Linked DNA regions of Homo sapiens: region 2 is linked to region 1. The links are chromatin contacts, found by Hi-C or POLR2A ChIA-PET in ENCODE. All regions are on one chromosome and are shown on one strand. The core of a region is the stretch at or near the end of the contact, and the rest is flanking DNA. Distances in the headings are between cores, read along the strand shown.

Region 1 (4,812 bases), core at 1,677-4,176:
GCTCACTGGAGCTTCAACCTCCCGGGTTCAGGCAGTTCTCCCACCTTAGCCTCCTGAGTAGCTGGGATTACAAGCTTGTGCCACCACACCTAGCATAGTTGATAACTCTCAAGTCCTCACTGCCATTTCTCAAAAGCATGGTCCTGCCTCAGAGCCTTTGCACTGGCTCTTCCCTCTGCCAGGAACAGTCTCCCCTCAGCTCTCTGCATGGCTGCCTCCCTCGCTTCTGTCTGGTGTCTAGGTCAAGCCCTCCTAGCACTCCTCCATCCACTGCTCTGTCATCTCTGTCCCATTTGTCTTGCTTTGTTTTCCTTCCTAAACCTGATGTTATACGTATGTATTTATTGGTATGCCAACTGTCGCCTCTCTAGAATACAAACTCTACAATAGCAGGGATTTGTGTCTATTTTGTTCCTTGCTACATCTCCAGTGCCCAACATATAGTAAGGTGCCCCCCAGTTTTTTGTTGTATAAATTTTTTTTTTGAGACAATCTCACTCTGTCGCCGAGGCTGCAGTGCAGTGGCGCGATCTCGGCTCAACTGCCACCTCCGCCTCCCGGGTTCAAGCGAGTATCCTGCCTCAGTCTCCTGAGTAGCTGGGACTACAGGCGCATGCCACCATGCCCAGCTAATTTTTGTATTTTTAGTAGAGACGGGGTTTCACCATGTTGGCCAGGCTAGTCTCGATCTCCTGACCTCGTGATCCATCCGCCTTGGCCTCCCAAAGTGCTGGGATTACAGGCATGAGCCACAGCTCCTGGCCTGCTGTATAAATCTTGAATTTATTTACATATTTATTACCCCACAATAACTCCAGGAAGGCAGGGGTTTTTATATGACTTATTTCCTGTTGCTCTTATTACCTTTTCCAGACGCTGGCATAGAGTAGGTGCTTAGTGAATTCTTGTGGAATTAATGAATGAGATCTTATGAAGCTAGATTTCCATGAGTCAGAGGTCTAGCAGAGTCAACGGCAGCCCACAGATGTTTTGTTTCATGTGTTCCACAAGATGCGGACTCACACACCATCACCGCCCCCCCCCCCCCGCCGACACAAAAAAATATATACTGTATGGAAGATTAGCCCCACCCTCCTGCCTCGCTGGAGCCTGACCCGGGAGGGGTGAAAGAGCGGGGCGGGAGGGAAGGCCTGGAAAGTAAGAAAAGGCAAGGGGCGGGTCTGTGGGCGGAGCAAAGATAGGAAGGGAGGGCCTAAGTGTTCGAGAGACTGGAGCCATCCGAGCGAATGGAAAGCCCTGTCTAGAGAGACCAAGGAAGGGCAGAGCTTAAACGGGCGGGGGCCAATGCTAGGAGAATTTCACCTTGGGAATTTCTCATTGGGAAAGAATGGGGCCTAGGGCCACCGGGATTGGGCCTCTTTGGAGGGAAGGCTGGAAGTAGGACTGGTGGAGGGCGCGGAAAGGGCACGTCCAAACTTCTGTTAGGAAGAGAAGGGGCCTGAAGAGGGGGTTTTAATCCAGAGGCCGATTGGAAGGGGCGGGGCCTAACAGTTTTGGGGCGGTGTCTTACTGGGGGCATAGCCTAAAATGTGGACCGGGCTTCAGCTGCAGAGGGGGAATGGACTGCGGCTGGAAGGGAGGCTTGGCCGTGATCCTGACACAAGAAAATACATGGACACGGTGGCGGCTTATTTCCACTACAGAGATACGGTGAGAGGGTGTTCTTTCCCTCCGCCTAAGTCTGGGAAGCAGGGCGCCCCTCCTCAGTCCCCAAGGGAGCAGCCTCCAGCACCGCGTTGCAAGCGCTAGCGAAGGCGGGTGGGGGCAGGCTCACCGTCACAGGTGCCCTCGGGGCCCGCGTGGTACCCAGGATCGCAGTCCCGGACACAGCGGTAGGAGCCGGGAGAGTTCTCACAGCGCTGCGACCCGCACAGGGCTGGGCCTCGCTCGCGACATTCGTCCACGTCTGAGGAGAGAGGTCGGGTGGTCGGATGTGGGAAGCAGGGAGGCAAGATGGGGGATACAAAGAGGGGAGAGGAGAGTCAGAAGGGGGAGGCCGGGGAAGCAGAGGAGAGGGCAGGAGAAGATTGGGGTAGAGGAGAGTTGGGGAGGCTAGGAGAGGAGGCGGGGGAAAGAGGTAAGGGGAGGGGAGAAGCGGAGGAGGAAAGACAGAGGTGGGAGGCCAATCGGCGAGTCGGGGAGTCGAAGGGAGGAGGGATCAGGCCGGGGCGGGGCCTCTCACCGAGGCAGGAGGCGAGGTCCGGGCCAGCGCGGTGTCCCGGAGGACAGATGCACTCGAAGGAGCCGTCGGTGTTGGTACAGATGCCGCTCTGGCAAAGGTCCTCCTCGCTGCACTCGTCAACGTCTGCGGGACAGGGCGTCCGAAGGCCCGGCCCACCTCCCGCTCCGCCTAACATTCTAGGCCACACCCCTCCACCGCCCCTCGGCTCTCCTAGGCCTCTCACGCCTTCCCCAACCTGCCTCACGCTACTTCCCTCCCTGCAAACACCGCCCCCCGACGGGTTTAGAACAGCTTCTTTACAATCACGGTCCAAATACCCAGACTCGGCCCTTTCATCTCCACGCCCCGCCCCCCCTCACTGCCTCGAGACTCCCACCAGCTGCCCCCTGATCCTGCTGGAATACCCCGGCTAAAAACTCGTTTTCCCCTTTTCGCCCTCTTCTCCCCGTCCCGCCTTTTCCTGCCCTAAGCCCACCCTTTCCGGGGCCAGGATCAGCCCGGGTACGAACCGAGGCAAGAGGCTCCGCGGGGTCCGGGTCGGTAGCCAGGGGCACAAGTACAGGCAAAGGAGCCGTCAGTGTTGAGGCACTCGCCGTGAGGGAAGCAGAAATCGCCCTCCAGGCACTCGTTCACGTCTAGGGTACGCGGGAGATTGGGCGGAGTCACGGGACCCGGCCTCCCAGACAAGCTCCGCCCACATCGCAGTAACCCCGCCCCCACCAATGCCAGGTTTCTAAGCTCCTCCCACAGCGCCTTGGTCCCGCCTCCACCTTTCCAGCCGGCTTTGCCCTGGAACCCAGGCCCTACTCCCAGACTCTCTGGCGGGTCCCTATGCTGCTCACCTGCGCAGGGCCCGGGCCGACCCGACGGCGCCCGGTAGCCTGGCGCGCAGCTGCAGCGGAAGGAGCCTTCGGTGTTAGTGCAGTGGCCGTGGGGACCACAGGGAGGGGCACCCGAACTGCATTCGTCCACATCTGTGGGGGGTGGGGGTGTTCAGAAAGGGTCCAGTCTCGGGACACACCCGACCAATCCCCTTGGAGTAGGGTGTCTGGGGGAGGTGGTGGGAAGTCTCATGAGTTGGAGGCTGGGGGAGGGCTCTATGGCAGAGGTGGGTAGGGCTGACCAAGGTTCTCGGGTTCCGGGGACCATGGTTGCAAGTCCTGTGGGTCTAGGTTTCTAGGAACTACCTGTGCCAGGATTTTGGAGTCAGGAGAGGGATCAGACAGGGATCAGAAATCAACTAGGGCAAGGGACCAGTCAAGTATTATAAACTAGGATCATTGGATGGGATTCGGCTGAGCCATGGGTCAGAGTTAGTGACTGGAATCTGAATCCAGTTAGGATCAGAAGTTATAGTCAGGGTCCAGAATTCTGCCTCAAGTCAGGGGCCAGGGTCAGGGATTATGAACCCAACCAGGTTCCAGAGAAGGGATTCTGAGAAGAGGCAGGGGCTGTGAAAGAGATAGGACCAAGAGTCACACAGTCAAGGTTATGGTCAGTGCTATGGTTAGTGGTTATGATTAGGGTCAAATGTCACAGTCAAATTCAGGAGTTATAGGTCACATTCAGGGCCAGAGTCATGAGGGTCACAATTGCTATCAGGGTATGGGCAGGGACTATCATCAAGGGTGATGGTTAGGGTCAAATGTTACTGTCAAGTTGGGTCTCAGGAGTCACATTCAGGGTCAAGAGTTGTGGTCCAGGTCAGGGTCAGGAGTCACAGGCTCTGGGGACTGAGGGACTGAGGTCCAGGTCAGGAGGTTACGGCCAGGTCATAGTTGTGATCTGGGTCAAGGGTCGGGGGTCATGATGCAGGCCCAAGGTCACAGCCAGGGCCTGGTCTCACCAGTGCATCTGCCACGGTGCAGGTGGTGGCCAGAAGGACAGGTCCTGCACTGGAAGGAGCCGGGCGAGTTCACACACTCCTGCCCAGGGCATGCGAGGTGGTTCTCACACTCATCCACATCTGGGGGGCAGGGGAGAGGGTGGCCTTGAAGAAGTGGTCCAACTCCCCCCTCACCCATCCACACTCCTCCCTCCCTCCCCGGCCTCACCCTCGCACTCGGAGCCAGCAGTGTTGGGTTGGAAGCCCATGGGGCAGACACACTGGAAGCTGCCTTCTGTGTTCTCACACCGGCCGTAGGTGCAGGGTGGGGGGCTTCGGGCACACTCATCCACATCTGGGGCAGAGGGGACCAATGAGGCTGAGGAAGGGGCCTGAATCCATTCCCATGGCCATCACCACCCACCCCAGCATTCCAGTCTTGAGCCTGCCTTCTGGACTTGCCTCAGGCTGCTCCCTCTTCCCAGGAAGACAGACACCTTCCTCGTGTCCCCATTCAATGGTCTCTCCAGCTACTAAGGTGGGGGCTAAGGCACCAACTCCATGTTGCCTGCCCTGCCTCAGGTGACCCCCTCCTCAGGGTTCCCATAAGCACAAGAGTATCTTTCAAAAAGGGAGGAGGGGTGGGGAGGACTGCCTTATTTTGTTGAAAGGAGAGAAGACTCTGGAGTGAGGTCCCCATCCCTCAGCCCCTGTTCTCCATCCCTGAGCCCCATCACTCTGCCTCTCTGCCCCTCAATAATCTCTCTCCAGTCTCCACAGCAAA
Region 2 (4,583 bases), core at 869-3,368, 920 kb before region 1:
GGCATGCCTAGGTGCTGGAGCTGGGAGGGAAAAGGGTAAGGAGAGGTGCCCTGGAAGCCGCTCATGCCTGGGGCTGTCAAGGTGGAGGCATACATGGCACCTCTAGGAAAAATTGGTCTGATTTGCACCTTTGGCGGCTGAGCCAAATGCTCATTTTACTTAGTAACATTGCCTCAGCCTGTAGCAAAACTCTTAACATTATAAAGGAAGAGATAAGATCCATTTCAAATAATGTGTGAGAGAGAAAAGAGATGAAAGGAAAACAGAGTCTTTTACCTGCAGGAAAGGGAGAGAAGTGGCAGAGTTTTGGAAGAAAGGCAGGCCCAACAGTTTCCCATTCACTCACACTCACCTTCCGAGATCCCAGACGAGCCACCAGTTGAAATGGGAAAAGTTTCCTTGTCCCCCTCACAGGAGGTGGAGTGGGGGTGTGGCTTGCTTCTTTAGTACTCCGCTGCTCAAACCTCTAGGGAAGCATACAGACTGGCAAGTTGTGGGGCTACAACCCCATGGCAGCATCTAGGGGTAGATGTTTACAGCTGCTGAAGCCCCAGTGGACATGTGGTACCATGTGCTCTTTTAGTTTTGCCATCTATAGGTGGCTTTGTGGTAACCAGCTCAATTAGACCCATTCCTTAACCCAAAGACAGAGGGCTTTCTGTATCCCGCGGTTGTTACCTAGGTGTACCAGAAAAATCAAATCACACGTGGTCTTGGAGAATGAGTGCAAGGTTTTATTGAGTGGAAGTAGCTCTCAGCAGATGGGGGAGCCAAAAGGGAGAATAGTTTTCCCCTGAAGTCGGGTTATTCAGCGGCCCAGGCTCTCCTCTGGCTGCCCCAGCCAAACTCTATGTCAATCCATTGGTCGGTGGCCTGCCAGAGTGCTGGTGCCTGTTGGTGGATTCCTCTCAGCGTCGAGAGTTTTTCCCTCTCAGGAAAGGGAGAGAAGTGGCAGCCACCCATGTGTTCTTGCACTGATGTGCTCCTCTCGACGTCCAACCTCCTGTGTGTCTGCCTGCTAGGGTCCCAGGGTTTTTTTAGGCACAGGATAGGGCATGGTGGGCCAGGGTGATCTTGGGAAATGCAACATTTGGTCAGGAAAACAAAAATGCCTGTCCTCATCTAGGTCCAGGGGCACAAGCCCAGGTTTGGAGCCCTAGCCAGGGACCCCGGCCTCCTCTACCCATCACTTTCCTTCACCTTTTCTGTATCATTCAAAGGGACCATGCCCTTCCCTTCCCAGCACTTCTCTTCTGTATCAATAGGTGATGTTTTTAAAATTTCCCAACTCTAGTGCAGGCATGGTACTAGACATATACATAGAAATAAAACCACACTTATTCTTCTGGCTGGCAAGACATAGTATTTTTGCCAAATTATGTGTTGTTTTGAAGCATTTTATGTACCCCTGGTCATATAAAAATAAAGCTATTTTGTTCAGTACAAACAGCAGCATTTTCTGGATTAGAAAGTTAATCATCTTAAAAGATCATCACGGATTTTTCCATTGCACTCATCACTAATTGCTTTGGCAAAAAATTTCTTATCTCACGCATGACAAAATCAGCCGCAGTATCTCCTAGTAATTTAATGGTGATGATCTTTATAAAGGAAATAAGCACATCAAGGGAAAACATAATTTTTTTAAAAAAAAGAGTAATAAAACTTTTTAAAAGTCTTTTTTAAAAGACTGCTTTTCTAAAATAGTAAAATAAAACTCCACCAATAAAACCACCAACAAAACAGAAAAGAAAAAATAATGATATGATCGGAGCTATTTGATGAAAGATGGTAAATTAAATTTAAAATGATTAGAAGAGAAAAAGCAATACCTGTCTCCCGTAGGTCTCAGTCCAGGTTCTGCTATGCCTTTCTCCTGGTGAGCCACCTATTTAAGAGTCGCTTAAAGCATATGTTAATCCAACAACAGCAGATTAAAAACCAATGCAATCTGAACTATTTGATCTAAAAACATAAATAAAATTTAAAACAAATAAAAGAGAAAAAGCAGTACCTGTGTCCTGTAGGTCTCAGTCCAAGATCTGCTCTGACTCCCTTGTGGTGAGTTAGCCCTTTAGAAGTCACTTGGGGTGGGGCATATGTTAATTCCACTAACATTGGTTCTGGCCAATGAGTCAGGAAGGTGGTAAATGGCACCTTTTCTTCTTGCTGATTTCTTTCAGTTCCTTTGGAGTCTGGACATTAGTCCTTTGTCAGATGCCTAGTTTGTGACTACTGTTTCCTATACTGTGGGTTGTGTGTTTACCCTGCTGATATTTCTTCTGCCTTGCAGAAGATTTTCGGTTTCATTAGGTCCTATTGATCTTATTCTATTTTTATATTTTTGCGTTTGCTTTTGGGGCATTAGTCATGACTACTTGGCCTAAGCCAATGTCTAGAAAAGCTTTTTGGATGCTATCTTGTAGCATTTTTAGACTTTCAGGTCTTAGATGGAAGTTTTTATATGCTTTGTTAAAGATCAGGTGACTGAAAGTACCGGGCTTTGTTTCTCGGTTCTCTATTCTGTTCCATTGCTCTATGTGCCTATTTTTATACTTCCTGCACCATTTATTGAATAAAGTGTCCTTTCCCCAATTAGTGTTTTTGCATACTTTGTTGAAGATTAGTTGTCTGTAAGCATTTGGCTTTATTTCTGGGTTCTCTATTCTGTTCCATTGCTCTATGTGCCTATTTTTATACTTCCTGCACCATTTATTGAATAAAGTATCCTTTCCCCAATTAATGTTTTTGTGTACTTTGTTGAAGATTAGTTGTCTGTAAGCATTTGGCTTTATTTCTGGGTTCTCTATTCTGTTCTATTGCTCTATGTGCATATTTTATACCAGTATCATGCTATTTTGGTGATTGTAGCCTTGTAGTATAATTTAAAGCCTGCCTTCAGATTTGTTCTTTTTGCAAAGTATTGCTTTGGATATGCGGTCACGTTTTTGGTTTTGTATAAATTTTAGGATTCTTTTTTCTAGTTCTGGGAAGGAGAATGATGATATTTTGATGAGAATTCTACTGCTCTGTAGATGGCTTTGGAGAGTATGGTCACTTTCACAATATTGATTCTACCTATTCATAAGCTTATAATGTGTTCCCATTTGTTTGTGTCAACTGTGATTTCTTTCAGCACTATTTTGTAGTTTTCCTTGTAGGAAACTTACATTAACCTACTTGGTTAAGTATATTTCTAAGTATTTTACTTATTAAAAATTCTCAGGGAAATGCAAAGTAAAACTGAGGTGGGAAATTAAAGAAAAATAAAATTAAAAAGAAAGGGAAATAAGCTTTCTTGTATTAAGCTAACTTGTCCCAGAGGCAGCAACAGGCACAGCCCAGACCCAGGAAAAGTCTTGATAATATTATTTATTGTATTCTGGAGACTCTTCCAGCACTCCTTCAATGTAGGGAGAAGAAAAACAAATTTTCCTTTGTTTTATGGTATGAGTTTATAGATTCTTGTTCTCTTTAACTAGTAACTTCAAGTATTCTGTTTTATCTAAGAAGTATGGCAAAGGTCATGAGAAGCCTGAGCAGGCCTGAACTACAGCTCTCTAGGCACCATAGTGAAGATAAACCAATGCAAGCCTCTTTAGAGCAAAACCTAGATAATAGACATCTGGGTTGCATAGCAACAGTTATGTGCAATCCTGAGTTATGAACCTGTTACAATTTGATTAACTGTCTTTTTCCTGCCTCTGTATCCCTGCTTTCACACCACTGTAAGCTTGCTTCAAGCTGGCCCACCCCCTTTTGTGAAGTGTGTATAAAAGTCAAGTGCTGTCTTTGTTCCAGGCCCTGTCTTTGGACGTGAGTCTGCTGGGCCTGAGAGCACTCAATAAAAGATTCTCCTGTTTTAACCCAAAGCCTCTCTCTCATCCTCCTAAATCCCACAACAAAACCACAATGAGATGCTATCTTAATCTTGCTAGAAGCCCATAATTTAAAAGTCAGAAAACAATAGATGTTGGCATAGATGTGGTCAAAAGGGAGCACTTTGACACTGCTAGTGGGAATTTAAACTAGTCCGACCACTATGGTAAACAGTATGGGGATTCCTTAAAGAACTAAAAGTAGACCATTCATTCCAGCAATCCCATTACTGGCTATCTACCCAAAGGAAAAGAAGTTATTCCATAAAAAAGACACAAGAATATGGATGTTTATAGCAGCCGATTCGCAATTGCAGTGATATGGGACCAACTTAAGTGCCCATCAACGAACGAGTGGATAAAGCAAATGTGGTACACCATGGAATAATACTTGATAATAAAAAGGAACAAAATAATGTCCTTTGCAACAAGTTGGATGGAACTGGAAGCCATTATTCTAAGTGAAGTAACTGAGGAATGGCAAATCAAATATTGAATGTTTTCACTTTTAAATGAGAGTTAAGCTATGAGAATGCAAAGGCATAAGAATGATATAATGGACTTGGGGACTCGGGGAAAGGTTGGGAGGGGGATGAGGAATAAATGATGACATATTGGGTATATTATACACTGCTCAGGAGACAGATGCCTCAAAATCTCAGAAATTACCACTAAGGAACTTTTATCCACATAACCAAAAACCAC

Evidence for each region. Hi-C counts contacts between places; a loop is a spot of excess contacts on that map. ChIA-PET counts read pairs that join two places held with the same protein, here RNA polymerase II (POLR2A). Pooled maps may share reads with other maps.
Region 2: a loop to region 1 is called in a pooled map, with 3 times the contacts of the local background. The contact joins the promoter of LINC01480 here to the enhancer-like site in region 1. A Hi-C loop is called at or near these places in 1 of 168 maps with a recorded cell type or tissue (natural killer cell), 1 of 37 single-sample maps with no recorded cell type and 7 of 50 pooled maps. POLR2A ChIA-PET finds 5 or more read pairs at or near these places in 3 of 52 experiments (CD4-positive, alpha-beta memory T cell, activated CD4-positive, alpha-beta memory T cell and activated CD8-positive, alpha-beta memory T cell).

Annotation. Positions count from the first base shown.
Region 1 is chr19:40,611,430-40,616,241 of GRCh38, reverse strand. It overlaps LTBP4 (latent transforming growth factor beta binding protein 4), which reads right to left. Exons shown (of 30, transcript NM_001042545.2): 14 at 4,258-4,383; 15 at 4,050-4,169; 16 at 3,046-3,177; 17 at 2,713-2,838; 18 at 2,204-2,326; 19 at 1,796-1,927. Among named protein-coding and RNA genes, the nearest start is that of LTBP4, 12 kb to the right of the region's middle. RefSeq lists enhancers at 1,289-1,568, 1,790-2,337. Within about 2 kb of position 2,926, at least 36 of the 41 ENCODE cell types and tissues checked have a DNase peak (open chromatin) inside an H3K27ac peak, as active enhancers do; they include natural killer cell, where a contact is called at or near this core.
Region 2 is chr19:41,533,033-41,537,615 of GRCh38, reverse strand. It overlaps LINC01480 (long intergenic non-protein coding RNA 1480), which reads right to left and starts at 2,118. Exons shown (of 3, transcript NR_110724.1): 1 at 2,015-2,118; 2 at 1,833-1,902; 3 at 712-1,015.